Regions from separate parts of the Homo sapiens genome. Here region 1 is linked to region 2. The links are chromatin contacts, found by POLR2A ChIA-PET in ENCODE. All regions are on one chromosome and are shown on one strand. Each heading gives the region's core, a stretch centred on a gene start or an enhancer-like site at or near the end of the contact. The rest is flanking DNA. Distances are from core to core; before and after follow the strand shown.

Region 1 (3,100 bases), core at 11-2,510, 180 kb after region 2:
CAATAGCTCTGTCTTGCCAAATGTGGAATGGATTTGGTTTTTTTTATCTCTTTCATTTTTGCTTTGCAGTGACATGGGCTCGAGGGTTGGCTACCCCGCTCAGGTTTACAAAACTGCCAGTGCAGAGACTCCTCGGCCCTCCCAGCTGGCCCAGCCCAGCCCCTTTCAGCTCTCCGCCTCCGTCCCCAAGTCCTTCTTCTCCAAGCAGCCTGTACGCAATAAGCACCCAACAGGGTGGAAGAGAACGGAGGAGCCCCCACCACGGCCACTCCCCTTCAGTGACCCAAAGAAGTAAGTGCCTGGACGTCCAGCGAGGCGCCCGCCAGATCCACACCAGGGCGTCTCCGGGGCGGAAAGAGGGTGATGCCACATGCTGTCATTGCACAGACGACTGTGGGCCAGTGTACCAGTGTACACACTGGGGCTGCAGCTGCAAGCAGGACAGGCGAGAACCCCTCTTGGGGAGCTGGCATTCCATTTGGGGTGACCAACAATAAGTAGAATAAGAGAAGCACGCAATAGGTCAATGGTGGTTATCCTTGTGCCATATCCGGGTGTGGAACATTCCAGGGAGAAGGCATAGCAGCTGCAGAGGTCCTGAGGCAGTGAGTGACACGGTTGCCTGTGGGCAGGCCGGGGTGGCTGGAACAGTTTGGGCCAGGGGAGGGTGTGGGAACATGAGGTCAGGGAGGGATGGGGACAGACCATGGAGGGTCTTGAGGGCCACGTGGAAGGGACTTGGCATCTTCCCTGACTGAGATGGAGCCACGGGAGGGCATGGAGCAGAGAGGGGGCAGGATCTAAATTGGGCATTCCAGGGTCGCTGTGGCTGCGTGTGGGGAACAGCCTGCGAGGAGCAGGGAGGAGCTGCTGTCATGGTCCAGGCGCAGACGAAGGGGCGGGAGCAGGGTGGGGGCGGAGAGGGTGAGAAGGGGGCGGTTCCGGATAGATTATCTGAAATGGAGCAGACCGGGCTTGCTGGCAGGGTGGATGTGGTGTGAGAGAAAGAGAGGGGTTGAGGATGGTGCGTCGTCTTGAAGCCCGGAGGACAGACTTGCCTTGAGTGGGGAGCAGGCTTGGGGAAGGCACAGTAGCTCAATCCTGGATGCTTCGGTGCGAGATTCGCAGGAGACATCCAGACGGAGGCGTGAGGGGGGCCCTTGAGTAAGGAATCCCGAATTCAGTGGAGAGGTCAGGCTGGAGGGAGAACTTTGGGTGTTATCAGCCTAGAGCTGCGAGGCTGGAAGAGCCCCTAAGGCAGGGTGTGGAGAGAGGAGAAATGTGGGACTGAGACTGAAACCCCTTGATGTTGAGCCAAAGTGAGAAGCCGGGGAAGGCGGGGAGGTGCGGAGGCGGAGAGGTGCGGAGGCGGGGCCAGGGCCAGGAGAGGCGGAGCTCGGGCGAGGAGGCTGGGCCCAGGCCAGGGTGATGAGACTGAGAACCGACTATATAGGGTTAATCCTCCCAGAGGTCGCCGGAGGGTTCAGGAGAAAAGGGTGAGGCAGAATTGAGGAGCTGCGTGAGCAGTTCATTTGGGGCATTTTGCTTTAAAGTGAAAGAGGAGAGGGGTGTGCAGTTGAGAAAGGGTTTTGTTTTTCAGTCGGAGGATACAGGAGCTAACATTGCCTGAGCACTCACCACATCGAGGTTCAGTTCTAAGTGGTTTGATGCGAATGAATTTACTGGATCCCACAACAGCTCCATGGGGGTGGACCTGTCCTCCCCCCACCCCACCCCTTTTTTTTTGAGACGGAGTTTCATTCTTGTTGCCCAGGCTGGAGTACAATGACGTGATCTCGGCTCACTGCCACCTCCGCCTCCCGGGTTCAAGCGATTCTCCTGCCTCAGCCTCCCGAGAAGCTGGGATTACAGGCATGCGCCACCAAGCCCGGCTAATTTCGTATTTTTAGTAGAGACGGGGTTTCACCATGTTAGTCAGGCTGGTCTTGAACTCCTGGTATCAAGTGATCTGCCCGCCTGAGCCTCCCAAAGTGCTGGGATTACAGGCGTGAGCCACTGCGCCCGGCCCCTGTCCTCCCCCTTTTACAGATGAGGCAGCTGAGGCCCAGAGTCACAGGGCTGGTGAGGAACACAGCCTGGATCAGAGCCCAGGAAGCCTGGGTCAAGGCTCACGTCTCTTGAGTGAGGGGCTCTGCCCTCCTCCATCCTGTTCTTTGTAGTGTCATCTTTCATGACCTACATGGAGACATTCAAATCCGGGGATGACACAGAGCTTGGAGGGAGAGACGTGTCAGGAGACAGAAACAGTGTCCCTGGAGATATCAGCAGGCAAGTGTGCTGAGCTCACACTGAGAGCCAGAGGGGATTCTGAAAACTAGACTGATGATTAAAACTGCTTAAAAACTCAGCAGCCTCCCCATGCTCCCGGGATTAATGATGCAGGCTCACATTGACTACACACGTTTATACCAGGCGCCATGTTCTTTGCCGAAACTCCCGCTCAGAGCCTGGATGATCTGCCCCTCACCTCTGCCCTCGTTCCCATCCACTCTCCCCTCCTTGCTCTGTTCCAGCCACACTGGCCTCTTGCTGTTCCTCACACTCTCCACGTCCAGGCACACCCCAGGGCCTTTGCACTGGCTCTCACTGCTGCCTCCAGTGAGCTCCCTCCAGATCTTCTTGGGTGCAGCTCATGAGGACTCGCTCTAATGCCACCCCCTCAAACAGGTCCTCCTGGCCTTCAGTAGCCCAGGCTGTCATTCTGTGTCACTGTACTCTGTTCCACATCCCGTGTCCCCCATGGGAAACAGGTGCCACCGTCTTAGTCACAAGGCACTTGTAACGTGCCTGGCACACAGGGCATGCTCCATCCTGAACATAAGACGTGTGGATCTTGTTTGATTCTCACGTGACCCCAATAAGTAGATACTATAAGGCCCCCACTTTTCAGTGTGGCCCAAGTTGGGCCCTGCTGAACCCTGTTACCCTCCTCAACAATCACCCGTACACACTGCTTCCTCTGCCTGGAACCCACCCCCCAACCCGCACCCCCACTCTAGGCCCACTCCTGCCCACCCATGTTAATTTGCTGGGGCAGCCGCAACAAACTACCACACACTGAGTGGCTTAAACTGCAGAA
Region 2 (3,303 bases), core at 678-3,177:
GATCCTCTTGCCTCAGCCTCCCAAATAGCTATGACCACAGGCATGTGCCACCATGCCTGGTTAATGGTTTTTATTATTCGTAGAGACTGGGTCTTGCTATGTTGCCCAGGCTGGTCTCAAATTCCTGGGCTCAAAGCAATCCTGCCGCCTTGGCCTCCCCAAGTGCTGGGATCACAGGCATGAGCCACCGTGCCTGGCCCTGCAGTTTTTTAGTACTTTTTTATTATGATAAAATATGATAAAATGTACATAACACAAAATTAACCATTTAAAACTTTTATTGTGGCACAATATACATAACAAATTTTTTTTATATTTTATAATTAGCTTTAGCTTGATTGTGGTGATTTTGTCACAATGTATATGTATATACAAGTTGTCCACCTTAAGTATGAACAGTTTTTATTTGTCAGTTATACCTTTAAGGAAACTGTAAAAAAGAAAATATGCACAACTCATTTAGTAACCTAGAAGTCAAGTGTTTAATTTTCTGAAATTTTATTATGCCCAGTTACATTACTGATAGATATAGTTACCAAAAAAATGTACCTTACGTGTGCAGTTCAGTGGCATTCAGTACATGCACATGGTTGTGCATCCATCATCATCCATCCACAGAACATTTTTCATCTTGTAAACTGAAACTCTGTCTCTGAAAAACAATATTCTCCATCCCCAAGACCCCAGTCCCTGGAAGCCACCTTTCTATTTTCTGTCTCTATGAGATTGACGAATGTAAGTGTCTCCTATGAGTGGAATCATCCGGTATTTGTCCTTTTGTGGCTGGCATATTTTATTTAGTATCATGTCTTTAAGGTTCATTCATGTTGTATATATCAGAATTTCCTTCCTTTATGAGGCTAAATAATATTCCAATTCATATTTAAGGCTAAATAATAATGATATGTATATATCACATTTTGTGGCCAGGTGCGGTGGCTCACACCTGTAATCCCAGCACTTTGGGAGTCTGAGGCGGGCGGATCACAAGGTCAACAGATTGAGACCATCCTGGCCAACATGGTGAAACCCTGTCGGTACTAAAAATACAAAAATTAGCTGGGAGTGGTGGCGTGCGCCTGTAATCCCAGGAGGCAGGAGAATCGCTTGAACCTGGGAGGCGGAGGTTGCAGTGAGCTGAGATCACGCCACTGCACTCCAGCCTGGTGACAGAGCGAGACTCCATCTCAAAAAAAAAAAAAAAAAAAAAAAAAAATTTATATGTATATATATATATCTCACATTTTGCTTATCTATTTATCTGTTGATGGACACTTGGGATGCTTCTACCTTTTGGCTATAGTGAATAATGCTGCTGTTAACACTGGTGTGCTGGCAGGGCACAGTGGCTCATGCCTGTAATCCCAGCACTTTGGGAGCCAAGACAGGTGGATCACTTGAAGCCAGGAGTTCGAGACCAGCCTGGCCAATGTGGTGAAACCCGATCTCTACTAAAAATACAAAAAAATTAGCCAGGCGTGGTGGCATGCTGCTGTAGTCTCAGCTACTCGGGAAGCTGAGGCATGAGAATGGCTTGAACCCAGGAGGTGGAGGTTGCAGTGAGCCGAGTTCACACACTCCAGCCTGGGCAACAGAGTGAGATTCCATCTCAAAAGATAAAATAAAAATAAGACTGAAAACAGGAGAGTTTATTCAGTAAACATCAACTGAAGACCCTACTCTGGGCCAGGCACCAATGAGCAAGGCAGGCACAGCTCCTCCCTGGTGGAGCCCACAGCCAGGGAGAAAACACAAGAACCGCAGAGCCATATGGATAAGTACTGTGTTCTGCGTGCTCTGAAGAAGAATGGGATTTTTCAAGCTGTAGTACAGGGAGATTCACAGAGGCTCCCCAAGGAAGTATAGTTTAAGTGTCATTTTCTGGGTGCAAATGGAAAACGTGAATTTGGTGTATGTCTCTAGATAAGCCCCACTTCTGAATGATTCCGGCTGTGGGCAGGGATCCCCAGATGGGCGTTGCTATGGAAGCAGCTTGCACCTCTCACTTCCTGACTTGAGTTTATTTCCGAGTTTCCCGTGCCACCGCCAGTTCCCAGCTGTAAATACAGACGTGGCAGGGTCCCTTTTTCCTGCTGCCTCGTAGCTGCCCAGAGAACGGATGTGGCTGGAATCCAGCCCAGGAGCCTCCTCCCGAGAGAGCTCGTTGTGGAACCTGCCATGTGGCGGTTTCTCTTCCATCCCGCCTCTTTCCTTTGTCCTCTCTCGGGACTGTGCCAGCGTGCCCCAGCCTGTGTTTTGAAACTTTAGACCCCAGCTTGTATTTGGTAGAGAAATGAGCTCATGAGGGCTTCCTCCGCCACCCAGCAACCGGGAAGTTGAGTCAAATCTCTTTCATTTCAGATCCATCCCCCACCCCCACCCCCAGGCCAGATTTGCCACCCTTCTGACAGAAACTGGGTTAGCTGTTCTCTGGGACTGTTTGTGAGGAGGGGACTTGTTGACCTGAACAAAGGAACTACAAACAAGACAGGGGAGGGATGTGGCTGATTGCTCACTGGGATTGGGACTTTTCAGCTACCCTTCAGTGCTTTCGAATAGTAATTGCTAACGTGTTGAGAATTTACAGTGTGCTAGACAGTCTTTAAATCACTTTTAATCCATTTAACAGCTCAATCAAGTGTATATAATTATCCCCATTCTAGAGCTGGGGAGGCGGTGGGCAAGTTCGGCAAGTTGAGTCATTGGCCAAATTCCTGTACTGCAGCAATTTAGGCAAAAAGTGGGCATTTAACCAGAGGCTCCTGGGGCGGCCCAGAGACCTGAAGAAAGCCTCAGGACCAGTCAGTTACTTGGTTGCAAGTAACAAAAACACCAACTCAAATAGACATAAATTTTAGGGGAAAGGATTGGCTCATTCAACTGGAAAGCCCAGAGGTGGGGCAGATGTCTGGGCTGGCTGGTCCAGGAGCCTGGGGCTATTGCCAGTGACCCATTTTCCTTCTGTCTCTTTATTGTTCCCTCTGATGTCAGTGTCATCCTCAAACGTGGCTCCCCTGAAAGTTGCACACCAGCTGCCAGGACCCGCTCAGGCTTGTGTCCTTATCCCTGTCCTGAAAGAAAAAGAAGGTATCTGTCCCGAACTATCATGCAAAACCTCAGAGCTCCTGTCTGATTGGACTAGCACTGGTCATGTGATCTTCCCCGAACCAATCACTAATAAGAGGGGTGAGCTCACACTAGCAGGCTGGTTGCAAAACCTGCCATAGAGGAAGGGCGGGCTGGGTGCTGGGATTGGAACCAGGACACACATGCCACTGTATCTGCATTCTCTTCCTCACTTGT

Evidence for each region. ChIA-PET counts read pairs that join two places held with the same protein, here RNA polymerase II (POLR2A).
Region 1: POLR2A ChIA-PET joins it to region 2 with 10 read pairs in BJ. The contact joins two enhancer-like sites. POLR2A ChIA-PET finds 5 or more read pairs at or near these places in 4 of 52 experiments (BJ, OCI-LY7, WTC11 and 1 more).

The regions. Positions count from the first base shown.
Region 1 is chr19:38,182,450-38,185,549 of GRCh38, forward strand. It overlaps SIPA1L3 (signal induced proliferation associated 1 like 3), which reads left to right. Exons shown (of 22, transcript NM_015073.3): 16 at 70-291. Among named protein-coding and RNA genes, the nearest start is that of SNORD152, 21 kb to the left of the region's middle. Within about 2 kb of position 1,261, at least 7 of the 41 ENCODE cell types and tissues checked have a DNase peak (open chromatin) inside an H3K27ac peak, as active enhancers do.
Region 2 is chr19:38,001,529-38,004,831 of GRCh38, forward strand. The region is part of intron 1 of SIPA1L3 (signal induced proliferation associated 1 like 3); the gene reads left to right. Among named protein-coding and RNA genes, the nearest start is that of SIPA1L3, 96 kb to the left of the region's middle. RefSeq lists enhancers at 1,953-2,484, 2,891-3,010. Within about 2 kb of position 1,928, at least 36 of the 41 ENCODE cell types and tissues checked have a DNase peak (open chromatin) inside an H3K27ac peak, as active enhancers do.